2 separate regions of the Homo sapiens genome follow, and region 1 is linked to region 2. A link is a loop called in an ENCODE intact Hi-C map of the cell type or tissue named here. Cell type or tissue: A673. All regions are shown on one strand. Each heading gives the region's core, and the rest is flanking DNA. Links, peaks and the distances in the headings are about the cores only. Region 1 has its middle 21 kb from the start of MRS2. Region 2 has its middle 62 kb from the start of NRSN1.

Region 1 (7,252 bases), core at 1,180-5,179, 320 kb after region 2:
ATAAATTCAGCCTAGCAGCTTCTAATTCCTCCCACTGAGGCAGAAATCATTTTAAAAACCAACCTTGCTACAGGGCACAGTGGTGCATTCCTGTAGTCTCAGCTACCTGAAGCTGAGGTGGGAGGATTGCTTGAGCCCAGGAGTTCAAGGCTGCAGTGAGCTATGAGTGTGCCACTGCACTCCAGCCTGGGCAACAAAGGAGACCCTGTCTCATTTGGAAAAAAAAAAAAAAAAAAAAAGGCCAATCTAGCCATATGCAGAAAGCTGAAACTGGATCCCTTCCTTACACCATACACAAAAATTAACTCAAGATGGATTAAAGACTTAAAGGTAAGATCTAAAACCATAAAAACCCTAGAAGAAAACCTAGGCAATACCATTCAGGACATAGGCATGGGCAAAGACTTCATGACTAAAAAACCAAAAGCAATGGCAACAAAAGCCAAAATAGAAATCTAATTCAACTAAAAAGCTTCTGCACAGCAAAAGAAGCTATCATCAGAGTGAACAGGCAACCTACAGAATGCGAGAAAATTTTTGCAATCTATCCATCTGACAAAGGGCTAATATCCAGAATCTACAGAAAACTTAAACAAATTTACAAGAAAAAAAACAAACAACCCCATCAAAAAGTGGGCAAAGGATATGAACAGACACTTCTCAAAAAAAGACATTTATACAGCCAACAGACATATGAAAAAATGCTGATCATCACTGGTCATCAGAGAAATGCAAATCAAAACCACAGTGAGATACCATCTCATGCCAGTTAGAATGGCAATCATTAAAAAGTCAGGAACAACAGATGCTGGAGAGGATGTGGAGAAATAGGAATGCTTTTACACTGTTGGTGGAAGTGTAAATTAGTTCAACCATTGTGGAAGACAGCGTGGTGATTCCTCAAAGATCTAGAACTAGAAATACCATTTGACCCAGCGATCCCATTACTGGGTATATACCCAAAGGATTATAAATCATGTTACTATAAAGACACATGTACACGAATGTTTATTGGGCCACTATTCACAATAGCAAAGACTTGGAACCAACCCAAATGTCCATCAGTGATAGACTGGATAAAGGAAATGTGGCACATATACACCATGGAATACTATGCAGCCATAAAAAATGATGAGTTCATGTCCTTTGCAGAGACATGGATAAAGCTGGAAACCATCATTCTCAGCAAAATATAACAAGGACAAAAAACCAAACACCGCATGTTCTCACTCATAAGTAGGAGTTGAACAACGAGAACACATGGACACAGGGAAGGGACCATCACACACTGGGGCCTGTTGGGGGGTGGGGGGCTGGGGGAGGGATAGCATTAGGAGAAATACCTAATGTAAATGATGGGTTGATGGGTGCAGCAAACCAACATGGCACATGTATACCTATGTAACAAACCTGCACATTGTGCACGTGTATCCTAGAACTTAAAGTATAATAATAATAATAAAAGTCAACCAAGGTTAGGATGTCAACATATGAATGTTGTGGGGAGACACAAATTAGCCTATAATATCCATTATTTGTAATGCCAGAAGTACCATTTCTAACCAATCACCACCCCCCTTTATTTTGCATATTGTTTGTTCTAAAAAGTGCCTGGTTTACATATATTAGTTATGCCCATTTACTTCCTTTCTTTGAAAGTGGATAGACCCACAGGTCTTAAAGTGGACTGAAGATGAAGAAAGCAAGTGGCGAATGAAGAAATGTCTAAACATCAAAGTATCAAGGAAGGAGATTTTACGAGAGAGTTCCGTTGCATGAGCTACCAGAGAAGGATGTGGCAGGAGTTGGCACTACAATGATCATCAACTCATTCACCCTTTGATGTGTTTCAGTGTATCTATTGGCAATATACATAATTTTTATCATAGATTTGTTCTTATACATGCTAGTTTCTGGAAGCTGAAGAATAAAGTAATACACTATAGTTACAGAAAATCAGAACCCCCGGGAGAATTGATCAATTATGAGGAGTGAGGACCAAACCAAAGAGATGGGCTTTGGCTTATTTTTGCCTCAGCTTTATTAAGGTATAATTGACAAATAAAAATTGTAGTCCGAGTGCAGTAGCTCATACCTGTAATCCCAGAACTGTGGGAGGCCCAGGGCTTGAGCCCAGGAATTCAAGACCAGCTTGGACAACACAGTGGGAACCCATCTCTACAAAAATTAAAAAACTAACCAGGTGTGGTGGTGTGGGCCTATAGTCCCAAGCTACTTGGGAGGCTGAGGTGGGAGGATCACTTGAGTCCAAGGTTGAGGCTTTAGCGAGCCATGATCACACCACTGCACTGCAGCCTGGGTGACAGAGTGAAGTCTTGTCTCAAGAAAAAAAAAAAAAAGAATTAGAAAAACACGTTAAAAAATTGTATGCATTTAAGGTATACAACATGATGATATGATATACATATACATTATGAAATAAGCACAATCAAGTTAATTAGCACATCTCTCATTTCACATAATTAGCATTTGTATGTGTGGTGAGAACACTTAATGTCTATTGTCTTAGCAAATTTCAAGTAGTATATCAGATAATATTATTAACCATAGTCACCACAATGTACCTTAGATCCCCAGAACTCACTCATCTGTTAACTGAAAAAGCCAGACACAGTGAGATCAATACTGTAAGATCTCCCTCATATGTAGAATCTTTAAAAAGAGAGAGGAGAGATAGAGAGACAGAGACAGAGACAGAGATTGGTTTTTTAAATGATTTCTGCCTCAGCGGCAGGCTTAAGATGCTGCTAAGCTGGCCTGGCTGCAGAACAGCAGAAGTAGACGCACTATTAAAACTTTTCTTTGAGTAATTCTAATTGCGGCACAATTTACTCTCTTACCAGGAGTTTGTTGTGATTCTTTACACAGATTCTTAGAGTCTTTACACAGAAAATATATTTAAAAGCGGGGTGCCATGGCTCATGCCTGTAATTCCAGCAGTTTGGGAGGCTGAGGCAGGAGCAACACTTCAGCTCAGGAGTTAGAGAGCAGCCTGGGCAACACAATAAGATCTCATCACTATTGGAAAAGAAAGGAAGGAAAGAAAGGAAGGAAGGAAGGAAGGAAGGAAGGAAGGAAGGAAGGAAGGAAGGAAGGAAGGAGAAATAAAAGAAAGAAAGAGATAAAGAAAAAAGAAAGAAAGAAGGAGAAAGAAAAGAGAGAAAGAGAAAGAAAGAAAGAAAGAAGAAGAAGGAAAGAAAGAAGGAAGGAAGGAAGGAAGGAAGGAAGGAAGGAAGGAAGGAAGGAAGGAAGGCAGGCAAGCTATTTAAATAAAGCAATTTCTCCTCCATGGTGATTTCACAGTCCAGCCATGGGGAGAAAAAACTTTCATAAAACTGGGCAAGCTAAGCTCAAAATCCTTTCAATACTCCAGGCAATTTTTCATGTCCTTCACTTACAATTAAATTATTTTTGTCACTCTCAATGGGAGCAAGACCCTCTAAGATTAGGAGTTAATAAAATTGTTGCTCATTTTCTTCTGCTTGACTCTACAGACTCCGGCAAATACCTCAGGAATGATATCAGGTGCTAGTTACTGCATCAAACTAAGTTTTGTTTTTCTGTTTCTCAGCTCTCAATTATTTATATGCATAATCACTAAGTAAACAGGTATAAAAATTTCATGTACATTAGTCAGAAGCAATGTTTAAAAAAATCAATAAAGCCAAAATATATTAGGCAGTCAATGCCTTTTTTCCCCCTAAAGAATTGAAGTCTATGATTTGGCTTGCTGCCCATACAAATTATTATCAGATTTCATTAAAGCAAAAATTTAAGTAGTGTACATCTGAGTTTGCTGGTTTTTTGTTGTTACTTTTGCTAAACTGTGCTAATCCTTCTGTAATTTAAGGTTTGAGCAATAGAACAATGAAATGAAACTGGATTCACCCTGTTTCAAATTTTCCAGGGGCTTCTTTCGTATTTTCACACTACTGACAGGCTAAATTTCTCCTCTGACCTTAATTCTACACAACCTCAGAACAAAGTATTCTTTTCTTTTTTTCTCTTCAAAAGACTCTCACTATCCTTTAATACCAACAATTGTGTTTAGATGGCCAAGTGTCTGACTCCATCTCATCAAAAGGCTGCTGCTGGTATAGTCCAGTTTGGACTATCAGTTTTTTAGTCAGTAACTTTCATGGATTTTTTTTTAGTTCATGGACAGTTACTGAGGTCAAACAGTACTATCTCTTACTACTCAGAGGTTTTTGTTTTATTATAGGGTAAAATGTCTTAAGTCACCGTGAATTATAATAGCAGACTCATGAAAGAAAACTACCCCCTAGGCTGGGCATGGTGGCTCATGCTTGTAATCCCAGCACTTTGGGAGGCCGAGGCAGTGGGATCACCTGAGGTCGGGAGTTGGAGACCAGCCTGACCAACATGGAGAAACCCCGTCTCTACTGAAAATACAAAATTACCTGGGCGTGGTGGCGCATGCCTGTAATTCCAGCTACTCAGGAGGCTAAGGCAGGAGAATTGCTTGAACCTGGAAGGCAGAGGTTGCGGTGAGCCAAGATGGCACCATTGCACTCCAGCCTGGGCAACAAGAGCGAAACTCTGTCTCAAAAAAAAAAAAAAAAAAGTAAGAAAACTACCCCCTGCTGCGAACAACTAAGAGAGAAGTTAACCATTACAAAGTAACAATTGTGCAGGAAATTATGTCACTGATACAGAAGTTACTGGTTAACTGGAGTCCAGTTTCTGGAATTAATGGAAAGGGCTACTTTAATGAACTATGATGTTCTGATGTCAAAGGTTGAAAATTTTAATTAAAAAATTTTGTATCAGTTGATAAGACTGTGAGCAGCAGAGGAGATAATATTATTAAGGATAGACATCCTAATATTTTCTACTCACATATATTGGGTTCCAGCTTACTCAAAAACTACAGAAGATTCAGTAATTGCCCAATATAGCATTTTTCAACCCCTCAGTTTGGGAATCTTTTTGATCATTTCCCAGTGACATTTTCAGATAATACAATGAAACCATACTGCATGTAGATTTTAAAAGCACATTTTGAAGCATCTTTATGAATAAAAAAGTTTTAAGAACATTTAACTTAAAAATGCAGTAAAATGTTACTCAGCACACCCTGAACCCTACCTAAATGTAATTTTTCAACCATGATCAACTCCATTTTAATCTGAGGGAGACAAATGGCAAAACGAATATCAGGAATTTACTTAAACCAGAGGAGGAGAAGAGAAAGGAAGAAACAGGCCGGGCGCAGTGGCTCACGCCTGTAATCCCAGCACTTTGGGAGGCCGAGGTGGGTGGATCACGAGGTCAGGAGATCGAGACCATCCTGGCTAGCACGGTGAAACCCCTTCTCTACTAAAAATACAAAAAATTAGCCGGGAGCGGTGGCGGGCGCCTGTAGTCCCAGCTACTCGGGAGGCTGAGGCGGGAGAATGCCGTGAACCCGGGAGGCGGAGCTTGCAGTGAGCGGAGATCGCGCCACTGCACTCCAGCCTGGGTGACAGAGCGAGACTCCGTCTCAAAAAAAAAAAAAAAAAAAAGAAACAAATCACCACACTTCATTTTTTCCCAGATGCACTTTTTTTTAATTGTTATTATACTTTAAGTTCTGGGGTACACGTGCAGAACATGCAGTTTTATTACATAGGTATGTGCGTCCCATGGTGGTTTGCTGCACCCATCAACCCATCACTTACATTAGGTATTTCTCCTAATGCCATCCCTCCTCTACACTCCCACCCCGACAGGCCCCAGTGTGTGATGTTTCCCTCCCTGTGTCCATGTGTTCTCACTGTTCGACTCCCACTTATAAGTGAAAACACGTGGTGTTTGGTTTTCTGTTCCTGTGTTAGTTTGCTGAGAATGATGGTTTTCAGCTTCATCCATGTCCCTGCAAAGGACATGAACTCATCCTTTTTTATGGCTGCATAGTATTCCATGGTGTATATGTGCCACATTTTCTTTATCCAGTCTATCAATGATGGACATTTGGGTTGGTTCCAAGTCTTTGCTATTGTGAATAGTGCCACAGTAAACATATGTGTGCATGTGTCTTTATAGTAGAATGATTTATAATCCTGTGGATATATATCCAGTAATGAGATTGCTGGGTCAAATGGTATTTCTAGTTCTAGATCCTTGAGAAAACACCACACCATCCTCCACAATGGTTGAACTAATTTACACTCCCACCAACAGTGTAAAAACATTTCTGTTTCTCCACATCCTCTCTAGCACCAAGATGCACATTTTTTTCCACATCTTTAAATCTCTGAAATAAGGATGTGCCTTACAGTCAATGAACTCTTACAAGTAATTGTCCTGGCCAGGTGGTGGTCACGGCATAGGTGATTGCATGAGCAAATCAGAACTTCATCATACTGTTCACATTGTCATCACTTTAGATGAGATGTGTGCATGGTTATTATCTCAGATGTTAAGTTTAACTGACTTTTACAATGATTTTTGATGTTGTTGTTGTTTTGTTTTGTTTTGTTTTTAGCGGTAGCAAAGTTTATTGTGAAGAGCGAAAGGACAAAGCTTCCCCACGGCACAGAAGGGGACCCGAGCAGGTTACCTGATATTTTTTAAGATTACAACACGATTTAGAATTGAAATAAAGTTTTAGAAATGCCTTAACTAAAATTTTGCTTGCATTTCTCTGTTAACGTAAGAGAATGTTATATTATAAAAATATATGTCCAAAAAAGAGAAATAAGAAAAAAATCTATGTATAAGTAAGTCTAAAAGAATACTTGGCCAGGTGCAGTGGTTCATGCCTATAAATCCAGCACTTTGGGGAGGTTGACGTGAGAAGCTTACTTGAGGTCAAGAGTTTGTGGCCAGCCTGAGTAACACATTGAGACCCCTATCTCTACAAAACATTTAAAAATTAGCCAAGCGTGATGCTGTGTACCTGCAGCCCTAGATACTTGAAAGGCTGAGGTGAAAGGATCAATTGAGCCCAGGAGTTCAAAGTTACAGTGAACTATGATTGCACAACTGCACTCCAGCCAGGTTGACAAAGTAAAACCCTGTCTCTTGAAAAAAAAAGAATACTTTCAGTAAGTATAAAATTTTTGAAAATCTATGTCATAAGAAGGCACTGTGTCATCATTTAATCAGAAAATTTTTTCTTTGTTAAGGGTACATTAAAAAATGGCACATCTTGTAATCACAGTTACCTTAGACTATAGGGAGTCATCCCAGGCTGTAGATCGCAAATCTCTCCTACAGAATTACATGT
Region 2 (7,252 bases), core at 1,609-5,608:
ACCTCCTCTTCTGAAAGAAAAGAAACCAGAACGTTGACAGGCAATGGGACTTTCCTGAGACCACACAGCTGGACAGAGAAACTGACAGCAGGTCAGAAATGACTGACTGACTGACTGACTGGTGGGTGAAATGGAAGGATTCTAACTTAGAGAGAAACCACTCATATCACATTTGAGTCACTGGTGTACAGAGGGGAATTCTTTTTTTACTTATTATTTTAATTGACACATAATAATTATGTGTCAATTAAATCCCATACACATTTATGGGATGCAGTGTGATATTCTGATACACGTATATAGTGTGTAATGATCAAATCAGGGTCATTAGCATATCCAGCAGCTCAAATATTTGTCATTTCTTCACATTGGAAACATTCAAAATCCTCTCTTCTAGCTATTTGAACATATACAATAAATTATTGCTAACTATAGTCATCCTACTGTGCTGTCACACTAAAACAGTCCTCTTATCTGTGATTTTGTAACTATTAACCAAACCCTCTCTCTGTACTCTCCCTTTACTCCCCTTCCTGGCCTCTAGTAACCACTATTCTACTCCTTACTTCTAAGAGATCAACATTTTTAGCTTCCACATATGAATGAAAACATGTGGTATTTATTTTTCTGTGCCTAACTCATTTAACAACATAATGTCCTCCAGGCTCATCTGTGTTGTTGCAAATGGCAGAATTTTATTCTTTTTAATAGCTGAATAGTATTCCTTCATGTATCTATACCACATTTTCTTTTTCCATTCATCTATTGATAGATACAGGTTGATTCTCTATCTTAACTATTGTGAATAGTGCCATAGTAAACATGGGAGGGCAGATGCTCTTCAACATAACTGATTTTATTTTCTTTGGATATATACCTAGCAGTGGGGTTGCTAAATCATATGGTAGTTCTACTTCTAGTTTTTTTTGAGGAACCTCCATACTGTTTTCCATAATGGCTGTACTAATTTATGTTCCCACTCACAGTATATAAAACTTCCTCTTTCAGAGAGGAGACTTTTGAGCCATGTTGAGGTGGTCTTAAGATTTTAGAAAAGTTGACAAAAGACACCAGAGAGGCTCTCCAAATGAAAAGCCATTCAATGTTGCTGAAAGGAAGAAAAGGACAATATTGGGTTGGGATGGTTACATAGATTTCTGGAGGAATGGTTTTTTTTTTAAACTACATGTAGTGAAAAAGACTTCATCAATATTAAATGCCAAATGAATTGCATAAGACCTATAAAGTAAAAAAAGTCAGAAGGACTGAACCCCAGAACCAACTATGGCTGGCAAAAAAAAAAAAAAAAAAAAAAGCAATAACAATACTTTTTCTTTTTTTCTTTTTTTATTTATTTTTCATTTTACTTTAAGTTCTGGGATACGAGTGCAGAACATGCAGGTTTGTTACACAGGTATACATGTGCCATGGTGGTTTGCTGGGCCTATCAGCCCATCTAGGTTTTAAGCCCCACATGCGTTAGGTATATGTCCTAATGTTCTCCCTCTCCTTGACTCCCACCCACCAACAGGCCCCGGTGTGTGATGTTCCCCTCCCTGTGTCCATGTGTTCTCATTATTCAACTTCCACTTATGAGGGAAAACATGCAGTGTTTTTCTGTTCCTGTGTTAGTTTGCTGAGAATGATGGCTTCCAGCTGCATCCATGTCCCTACAGAGGACATTAACTTATTCTTTTTTATGGCTGCATAGTGTTCCATGGTGTGTATGTGCCACATTTTCTTTATCCAGTCTATCATTGATGGGCATTTGGGTTGGTTCCAAGTCTTTGCTGTTGTAAATAGTGCTGCAGTAAACATACATGTGCATGTGTCTTTATACTAGAAAGATTTATAATCCTTTGGGTATATACCGAGTAATGGGATTGCCGGGTCAAATGGTATTTCTGGTTCTAGATCCTTGAGGAATTGCCACACTGTCTTCCACAATGGTTGAACTAATTTACACTCCCACCAACAGTGTAAAAGCGTTCTTATTTATCCACATCCTCTCCAGCATCTGTTGTTTCCTGACTTTTTAATAATCGCCATTCTAACTGGCACGAGATGGTATCTCATTGTAGTTTTGATTTGCATTTCTCTTTTTAAAAAAAAAAGCAATAACAATACTTTTTAAAATAAGACATACCTAATAAAAGAAATGGTTTTTTTGAATTATGGGAAAAAAGAATGATAGTTTTATCCATTTCTAAATGCAGATGGTTTTATATTAATTTGACTAGAGGAAGCAAAATCAGCTAGGGCTTCATTTCTGTAGTCTCTGTTGGAGAAATCCATCTTTAGTCTTAAAAGGATAGACAAATATTTTACCAGAAAATAGGACCCAATATGCGCCCATTCTTTCACCCATTCATCCAAAAAAAAAAGATAGGCTCATACAACACACTAGGTACTTGGCAGAGTTAGGAAAGTGACATGAATATGGCATAGAAGATAAAAAATGTGCCAAGGATCTAAAGTTGAACAAAATCAAGTGGCATCTGTTTCCTCAAGAAGGTCAGTTATTTAGCATAAGAGACACATTAATTCAATTGTCAGTCAAACAAATGTAAAATTATATTTGTCATGTGTTGCGAAGAAGTATGTGGTGCTATGACAGCATAGATTAGGGAGATTTGATTTAGGGGAGCAAAGGAATGTGAGAAAGTGGTTGGGAAAGACCCCCTTGGAGAGGGATGGTTGAGCTGAGACCTGGAATGAGAAGGAGTTAAATTAGGATACAAGCATGGCAGAGAAGAACCTGCCTGGCAGACAGAATTATGAGTGCAGGAGCCTCGTGACAGTGTGAGCAAGGTGTGCCCAAGTACTGAAGGAAGGCCATCATGGCTGGGCACACAGATGAAGGCAGTGAGATATAACTGCAAAGGTAGGCAAGATCGTTTAGGCAGGGCTTTCTAAGCCATGATCAAGATTTAACTCTTTTCCAGGAACAAAGAGAATTTATCGAAGGAATAGCAGAGTCAGATTTGTATCTCAAAAGACCAATATGCCTACCTGGCATAGGCTTGGGATACCCAGTGAGGAAGTTTTCATTAGTCCAGGTGAGACAGCTGTACCTTAAACTGGTGCAGGAGAGTGGACCTAACAAGAAGGGGAAAATGTGAAGGTATTTTTAGGAAGCATAATCCATTGAACTTTTTGATGAATTGGATATGAGAGAAGAAGGTGTGTGACTATTTTCTATGGTTCCGGTTTGCAGAAGTGACCAGATGGTGGTGCCCTTTACCAAGCTAAGATACAGCAAAGATGACCACAGTTAGGGTTGAAAACCATGAGTTCAAGAAAATCATGAATTATGTTTGAGACAACCAAGTGGAGTTGTCAAATTGGCAGTTGGATATGTAATTCTGGCATCCAGAAGCAAGGTTTCAATCAAGGAAGAGATTCTAAGAAAGATTTTGCTGATGATAAGATGTTAATATACACATATGTATATATTCTATACTGGAGACAATTGCATATGTTGTTTTTTCTGTATCCTCAAGTGCAAAAAGAAATTACAAGTATAATCATGTATCTATTGTTTTTTGTATTATAGAAATCAGGCATTAAAGGCCAGGCGCGGTGGCTCACGCCTGTAATCCCAACACTTTGGGAGGCCAAGGTGGGCAGATCACGAGGTCAAGAGATCGAGATCATTTTGGCCAACATGGTGAAACCCCGTCTCTACTAAAAATACAAAAATTAGCCAGGTGTGGTGGCGCGACTGTAGTCCCAGCTTCTCAGGAGGTTGAGGCACGAGAATCACTTGAACTGGGGAGGCAGAGTTTGCAGTGAGCAGAAATTGAGCCACTGCACTCCAGCCTGGCAACAGAGCAAGACTCTGCCTAAAAAAAGAAAAAGAAAAAAAGAAAGAAGTCAGGCATTAAAAAAATAAGTACTAAAAGAACGAGAATGGAGAAATATTTTGAAGGGAAAAAGGCTGATCCCACAAACATATGCTGGTGAGGTCAACATTAATCACCAAAAGACTCTAGAACAGATGTGGAATAGTATGATTTGTGAGCTCTTCAAAAAGGAAAACATAATTACTGGGCCAAAATTCAGTTAAACTCATTCTATCCCTTTTTTAAAGAATTATTATTAAAATGTGGTAGACTTAGGATCTAGACTTCAGCCAGGCATTTGATAAACACTCTCAAAATGCTGTTATGAAAAATATAATAAGCTAGATGATAACATTGTTAGGTGGGTTGACAGCTGGCTCCAAAAAACATGTTTATAGTCCAAGAGGAAGAAAGTAATGGTGATCTGTAGCATTTGTCTATAGTCCTGTCCTTTTTAGCAACACCTGGAGACATTTTTTGTTGTCATGGCTGAGAGTGGGGTTTGAGGGGTGGTAGGAAGGGCAGTACTACTGACATCTACTGGGTAAAAGCCAGAGATCCTGATAAACAGTCCACAGTGCAGAGGACAGGCCACTACTTTGTCCCTCACTGACCAAGAAAGAATTATTCAATTCAAATGTCATTAAGGCCACTGCTGAGGAAACATATTCTAAGTGTTTAAGTGAAGAGATTAGAATAAAGGGTCAAATATAGCATAAATTAATAAAGATAATTATAATATCCTATATTTACTTCCCTCCAGTTACCAACTGTGTAGTAATGGGCAAGAAGCTAGAGGACCTCACTTCTGGTCACTTCCTTCCACTACAGTAAGTGCTGGAAACAATCTTCTTGCTCCAGCTATTCATTCTAAGAATGCAAACTCGTTCTCAGAGACTCACTTACCTTCTTTAAGCTTCTGTTTCTTTCTTTGTGTAAAAAGGAGATTGAACACGATGATATTTATGGAAGGCTGAAAATGGCTCCCCAAAAGATACTCACATTCTAATTTCCGGAATCTTATTTGGAAAAAGAGTCATTGCAGATGTGATTGTGATGAATATTGGTGTAGATATCACCCTAGATCATCTGTATGAGTCTTAAATGTCATCTCACATATCCTATTAAGAGAGAGGCAGAGAGCAATTACACACAGGGAGAAGAGAAGGCAATGTAAACATACAGGCAGAGATTGGAGTGACTTGCTCTCACAAGTCAAAGAATGCTAACAGCCACCAGAAGCAAGAAACAGATTCTCCCCTGGAACCTCTGGAAGGATCACAGTTATGTCGATGCCCTGCTTTCAGCCCAGTAATATTAAATTCAGACTTCTGGCCTTCAGAACTGTGAGGAAAAACATTTATGTTATTTTAACCCTCCAAGTCTGTGGTAATTTGTTGTAGCAGCCATAGAAGACTAACACAGATTTTGGTGCCAGAAGTGGGATGTTGCTATAACAAATACCTAAAAATAAGGAAATGGCTTTGGAATTAGATACTGCATAGTAACTGGAAGCATTCTGAGGCATGTAGTAAGCTGAAGAAAATGGGCTTCCAAAGATATATTCACTTTCAAATTTTTAGGACATGCAAATATTACCTTATATGAAAATCACTGTGATTAAATTAAATATCTGGAAAGGAGGTGTTATTTAGGATTACCTGGGTGGATTGTAAATGCAATCACATGTATCCTTATAAGAGACAGACAGAGTTTTAGGTCAGACAAACACACAAGAAAGCAATGTAAGGACAGAATAGAGAGACAGATAGCACCAGCCAAGTTTACAGCCCCTAGAAGCTGGAAGAGGCAAACAATAAATTCTACACTGGAGCTTCTGGAGGGAGTGTGGCCCTGCCTACCACCTTGATTTTTGATTTCGGACACATGGAACTGTGAAAGAATAAATTTCTGTTGTTTTAAGTTACCAAATTTATAGTAGTTTTTAGTACAGCCACAGGAAACTAACACTGATTTTGGTACAAGGAGTGAGATGCTGCTACAACAAACACCTAGAAGTGTGGAAGTGGCTTTGGGACTGAATAACGGGTGAAGACTGGAAAATTCTTGAGTTGCATGATAGCCAAAGCCTAGATTGCCTTGAACAGACTATTGGTAGAAATACAGATAGAGATATTCCTGGTGAGGGCTCAGAAGGAAATAAGCACAGTATAGAAAGCATTTATCATCTTAGAAAATACATGTGTTATCATAAACAAAGTGTTTGTGAAAATATGAATTTAAAGGTGATTCTGATGAGGGCTCAGAAAGAATGAGAAATATATCCTTGGAAATGGGAAGGGGGTGATCCTTGTTCTATAGGGGCACACATTTGGCTGTATTGTGTCCTACAGTTATGTAGAAAGCAGAACACGTAGGTGATGAACTTCTCTATTTAGCAGATTAGATTTCCAAAGTGTTAAAGGTGTGGCTTGATATTTTTTTCTTGCTGCCTATAGCAAAATTCAAGAGAAAAGAGATAAATCAAGGACCTGTTATTCAAAACAGAGTCAGGATTCAGTGATTTGGGAAATTCTCAGTCTATCCAGATTGCAAAGGATGCAAAAATTAGTAGATTGGCTGTTAGGAAAGCATGCTCTGGCGATAAGGCCAAGGGTGAGAGTGGACAACACGTAATAAAGAGATTCAGCAAGTGATTCATACATCTACTCAACCATCTCAGCAGAAGTCAAGAATAGAGATAGAATTATCCAGGAAAGATCTGCAGGAAACCCTCTGGTCTAATAGTGGGAATCCACATGGCATATATGGGAGAAGGTTTTGGAAATGTTACACCAGCAGAAGCACTGTTAGCATGAACTGAAGGAGACAGAGACAAGATAAACTGAAAGAAGGTTATCAGACTCCCAGAATTTTACAGGCAGGAAATAAGCAGATAAAACCACTGCAAACATGTGCTCTCAGTTAATAAAAAGGAATGATTTCCCCCAAGGACAGAGCTAGACCTGGAGCTTCAGAGCCAGAGGCCAGAGCCACAGGCACAAAGGCAGAGGATGGAGCCGTGGTCCTACAGGGCAGAGCCTCAAGTCGCAGAGGATTGTTCTCATGCCTTATTTTGAATTATCTTGGGATGGTGGTCCCTTTATTCCTTCTATTTTCTCCATTTTGGAATGGAAATATCTGTAACTGTTATCCTATACCTGTCTCATCTTCATATTTTGGAAGCAGATAACTTATTTTCTAATTTCACAGGTAGGTCCACAAACGGAGAGGAAATTTTTCCTGGAATCTTGAGAAACTTACCCTAAATTATCCAGGTGGCCTCTAAATGCAATTATGTGTATCCTTATAAGAGAGAGGCAGAGGAAGATTGGGGACAGACCCACACACACAGAGGTGAAAGCCATGTGAAGATGCAGCAGAAAGAGATGCAGCCACAAGCCAGG

Evidence for each region. A loop is a pair of places that touch in the nucleus more often than their neighbours do. Peaks named below come from ENCODE experiments on the same cell type or tissue, not always from the same donor. Only the 100,000 strongest peaks of a DNase experiment are listed, where the experiment ranks them.
Region 1: it touches region 2 in a loop (6-fold over the local background); 9 of 110 quality-filtered maps call a loop at or near these places.

Annotation. Positions count from the first base shown.
Region 1 is chr6:24,378,739-24,385,990 of GRCh38, forward strand. It overlaps a transcript of DCDC2 not described here. Among named protein-coding and RNA genes, the nearest start is that of MRS2, 21 kb to the right of the region's middle. In A673, for the core only: no CTCF peak of the experiment used is centred there; DNase peaks (open chromatin) are centred at 2,933, 3,363 and 4,663; H3K27ac peaks cover 3,862 bases.
Region 2 is chr6:24,061,072-24,068,323 of GRCh38, forward strand. No RefSeq gene overlaps it. Among named protein-coding and RNA genes, the nearest start is that of NRSN1, 62 kb to the right of the region's middle. RefSeq lists an enhancer at 1-155. In A673, for the core only: a CTCF peak has its summit at 3,226 (motif pointing right); a DNase peak (open chromatin) is centred at 3,260.